2 separate regions of the Mus musculus genome follow, and region 2 is linked to region 1. The links are chromatin loops, found by intact Hi-C in ENCODE. Cell type or tissue: heart. All regions are shown on one strand.

Region 1 (2,500 bases):
CGTAAGTGAGTTTGCTCAATTGCCTTACCAAGATGGGGTTCCAGCTGCAAGAAGATATGGAATGCACGTGCCCAGAATTAGGACTTGAGTGGTTTGGAGATGTGAAATCAGATTTTCCAAATCACTAGGCCTAAAAGACTCAGCTCTGCTCTTCAGAGAGAGTAGAAGTCAGGGGACCTGATTCTCAGAGAGCATCAATAGCTAGCCTATGTTAGCAAATAAGTAGCAAGATTACAGGCCCCCAACAGCTACCACAGGGAGATGGAGAAAGACACAGAGATAAATGGATAGAGTGCAAGGAAGGAGAGAGAGGAAGGAGAAAGAGAAACTTTGATAGCAGCAGATGAATATGACATCTCTTTCTATTTTCTTTCTGTCTGGCCCCTCAGCTCCTGCCTCTTGAGAAGTAATACATACCTACTCCAAAATCCATGTGCTTGGAGTATAAACATTCAGAACTGCACCCGGGTCTCTGAAATAGTCCCCTGAACTGATTCAGGACTTCTATCTTTTGAAACCTCCACATCATACTCCTGCAGACATTGCCTATATGGCATCCCAGACTTATATACAAGCAATGTTAGTAACAGTTGGATGTTAGCTTTGTAAGGTTGCATTCATAGGGTTCTATAGATGCTGGAAGCAACTGAGTACCCAGGGGTAGGTGAGACTGAGAGTCCTTTGCAATGCTGATAGTCACGTAATTCTTAACTTGGCGGGGGAATTACATTGTGTGGATGTAGTGTAGGACTTCAAACACATTGGTGAACTCAGAGTCAAAGATTGGTTGTGATGATAATCAGTGTGTCTAGCTTCCCTGTCTTACTCCTCCTCAAGTTTTAAGTGGATTCAAGCAATTTGAAAACAAAGGCGTATCGAACGGTTAAGCGATTTTAGCAGCCATGACTCAGCAAGGGCAGGTACATTTGGGTGATATTTTTGCAATGGCTTTTAAGTGCTCTGGGTGTCCCATTTAGACATCCATGGGGCATCTCACTACACAATGACCTGAATAATCATGAAAGAAGGCTGGGCGTTGCACATTTCTGGAAATCTATTCAAATATCTAAGCCCCCGCCCCCTTTGGATTGAAAATGAAGCATGAAGGCTTTGTATTAAGTAAGAAATATAAATGCAACTTGTAAATGTTTCAAGTTTTAGCTAGCCTCAGAAACGATACCTAAAGTTGCCTGCATTCAGACAGCACCCAGGTCCGAGAGGCCCGGGATTTCTTTGTCATCACAGCGCCCCCTGCTGGTTCAGGATGAGACCTGCAAGACTGCTTGCCCGTTTCCCTTCAGCTTTTCAGGGCCTCTGGAAACAAGGCTGGAAAACATTATCCTCAACTGAACCGTAGCCAGGAAAATCTCAGGAGGGAATTCTTTCCTGACATAAAATTAAACCTGGCTTCAGCATATCTGAAGAGGGGAAAGAAGGAAAACTTACTGTTGATGTTTCTTGGCTTGAGATTTTTTTCTCCCCCTTGTTCTTAAAGCAACATTATTTTTAAAAGCTGAAACGAGACGTGCCATCTGCCAATTTGGCCTGTCCCTCCATTCCCTTCAGTTCACATTTCACTGTCTTGTCCCAGTCCGTCCTTTTGCCCTACTCCAAAAAAAGTTGTTTAAGTGAACAAATGCTTTTCAACTCATCAGTAGGAACAAGTGGAGAGAGTGTCTTTACCTCGCACAGCAGGGAATCTGGCCTTAAAAGTTCCACAAAGTTCCAGGGATTGCGTCACCGATGTGGTAGCTTTAAACCACTGACTAACCAGGTCTGCCCATAATCTGACCAACAGATCTCTGTCTCTTGAGAAGTGGCTCAGAAGCACACGACCCTCAGCAATAGATGTTCAAGGGCGGACTGGGTGCACTGCTGAGTTAGAGCCAACAACTTGAAGGTTAAAGAGCGGGAGGGGAGGGCTTTTCCTGCCCGCCTGTTCCTGTGCTAGATGGTGCAGTGGTTATGTGATCTAGTGATTATATATGATCTAGTAATTATATGATCTAGTAAGGCTGAAGACTGTCCACTCAACCCCTGATGTGTCATGGTGTTAAAACAAAATCAAGCAAAACAAAACAATAACAACACACCTGCACGGGGGTATTTATGACCTGGGAAGTGAGACATTCCTTGTATTTCAGACATACTTGCCAAGTTAGTGCTAATCTGCGGTCATCTCTTTGTCTGGCATGACTGTTTTATTTATTTTTTCCCCTCCCCATCAAAAGCTATAGTCTGACTTATCACTCATCGCTGCCACCATTAAATAATAACAGGCAGTGTCCACTGTCCTGTTTTATTGCTTCAAGAAGAAAAAAAAATCCTGTCCTTGTAACGTTGTCGTGACACTTCTATCATGAGTTGGATAACTATTTGCAAGAGGCTTTTAATAACTTTTTATTGTGTTTCACGGGTCAGTTTGTCTGCCCATACACCACTATCAATATGCCTTCATTGATACTTCATTGGATCACTTCCATCACGGGAAGGGCAGCGC
Region 2 (2,500 bases), 97 kb before region 1:
AGGTGCATAGGATCTGAGAGAGTTAGGCTCAGCTATGGGTGATGTAGGAGACAATTCTAAACAACTGCAGAGGAATACACTGCATGTCTTCTGTTGTTCATCTCGAGGAAGTGTGAGATCCTGAGGATAGCTGTAGTCACTTAGCGATGTTTCATTTATAATCCACTTCTGCAAGTTTGAAGAAGAATCAGCTGAAATTTTGTCTGCTGACAATGACTTACCAAAAAGAACTTCTGAACTATTCAGTTCCAATTTCCTAGAACCTAAACAAGTAGCACACTGTCTTTTTATTTCATGGTTGTTCTATCTTCCTGGAACTGTATTTTAAAATGTTTATCTACTGATTATTGTTGCTATTTCTGACAATGCTGTGGGTCAAACCTAGGGCCCAGTATGTGCCAGGCAGTCGCTCTAGCACTGACTCATAAGAGTTCCCCTATACATAGGAATTGTACAGATTTAAGGGCACAGTATGAATTTTGATTATTAAAAAAACTATAAACTATACTAAACTAAAATTCCATGTAAACTAAACTAAGAGAAACTAGGTAGCACGTTTAGGTCCTTCTGTGTTCCTCCCTGCGCTTGCTCTCCTTTCTAGTCCTTCCTTCTATCTCAGTGCTTTGGAATGAGTGCATCTAGATGCCAGGCCAATCTCCCTCAACTTCCTCCCTGCTTTCATCGATTGCCCTCTGGAGTACAAACTCAGCTTCCAGGAGATGGATGAGGTTTCAATGTCCAGCATCTTTTTCTCTGGTTCTGACCTCCATTTCCTCAGGAACATTTCAGTTGCTCCCATTTCTTTTTCAGTAGTAATCTTGCTCAATGTTTGATCAACATTCACGGTAGTATTGTTTTATATGGTTGTAGCTGATGGGTGCAGACTTGATCACACTAGAAAAACTGAATATTTAGTTGGGATAGATAAAATATATGATCTACTGAGTTAAGAATAATTTTTTTTTCTTTTCCTTTCATAGCTCAGGCTGCTCTGGGATGCAATCCTTTAGCTTTAATCTCCCAAATGCTAGCTCAGTAGGTATGCACCACCATGCCTAGTGGCTAGCAACTGTTGATTCAAAGGTCTGTCTTGACTGATAAGTCCAAGGACACGTCAAGGGATGTATTGAAGTGCAATTTTAAAAACAGTATCTCCCCTGCCCTGGAACAGGCATATCTGGTAGTGTTGACTTTAGAAATACTAAAGAACTCTCAAATGTTCCATTCTGAGGTAACCTTAGAACACAACAAGGCAGAGTTCAAACTCTACCAGTTTGACAGAAATCAGGGAGCAGGTGGCAAGTTGCATTATCCTCCAGTAGAGGAGCCCCTATCTGAACAGGAAGTGGGGTTGGTGTCAGAAGGACTGGAGAGGAAAAATGCAGAGTGACTATTTCTACTTTTTCTATTATAGAGGAAGGATGGATTGAGAGGCCTCCAAAACCACAAAAGATAAAATACTGCTGGTCAGTGGAAACAGACACAGTTGCAAATTAGGAAGTTAAGCTCCACTCAGAATGGGCTGTGTGAGTTGGACCTCCCACAAGGAGAAAGGTGATCTAACAGACACAAATGGAAAAGCCTGAGAAGCACTGGCCTGTGGAGAATGGAAGAGTAGAGTGATAGATCATGGGACAGTTTAAGAATCTTACTCGCAATTCAGTTCAGTTTGACAGTCTAATCATTTAAGCTTGACAATGTCCTAGCAACCAGGAGACTGAGATAGGAGGCCTTTGAGTTTGAGAATAGCCTGAGTTTCATAATAGGACCCTGTCTAAAACATAAAAAACTCCCCTTCCCCCAAAATATAATATATTTGCTCTTTTCTTTCAAGTTGACATGGTGCAAGTACTCACAGAGTATATCCAGCAATGAATTCCAAAATCTCATCAAAAGCATATTTTTATCAAAGCGGTCTCCCTGTTTTGTAAATTTAACCAGGGAAACCCATTTAGAAATCAAACCTTGAGTTGTTTTGCATCAAGCAAGGTCAAAGTCATATTTTCAGTAAAGATGAAATCACCCCGGAACCCAGTAGTCTGACCCAGTTAAGGTTTCAGCTTAGTAAACCAAAATGATGTGTATCAAAACTATTTCTAGGACTCTGGATCATCATATGAAGTGCTTTGCCTTGGGCTGGAGAGATGGCTCAGTGGTTAAGAGCACTGACTGCTCTTCCAGAGGTCCTGAGTTGAATTCCCAGCAACCACATGGTGGCTTACAATCATCTGTAATGGGATCCGATGCACTCTTCTGGTGTGTCTGAAGACAGCAACAGTGTACTCATATACATAAAATAAATAAATAATTTTTTTAAAGCTTTGTTTTAAGAGACTCTCAAAGATAGAGATTTCCATCCCTGACAACTGTATCACCTCTACCACCAATTCATTTATGTGCCCATTAGTGAGGACCCGTTAAGTCTAAGTCTCTCTGTACCAGGAGTTTGCTTTCCATGGCATTATCAGTCATGCTTGGTAAACTCTGGTTAAGGGCACCA

What was found. Hi-C counts contacts between places; a loop is a spot of excess contacts. Peaks named below come from ENCODE experiments on the same cell type or tissue, not always from the same donor. Only the 100,000 strongest peaks of a DNase experiment are listed, where the experiment ranks them.
Region 2: a loop joins it to region 1, with 2.9 times the contacts of the local background. A loop is called at or near these places in 2 of 42 quality-filtered maps.

What each region holds. Positions count from the first base shown.
Region 1 is chr15:6,237,128-6,239,627 of GRCm38, reverse strand. No RefSeq gene overlaps it. Among named protein-coding and RNA genes, the nearest start is that of Gm16311, 72 kb to the left of the region's middle. In heart, no CTCF peak of the experiment used is centred here; DNase peaks (open chromatin) are centred at 1,267 and 1,767.
Region 2 is chr15:6,333,913-6,336,412 of GRCm38, reverse strand. It overlaps a transcript of Dab2 not described here. Among named protein-coding and RNA genes, the nearest start is that of Gm16311, 25 kb to the right of the region's middle. In heart, no CTCF peak of the experiment used is centred here; a DNase peak (open chromatin) is centred at 1,442.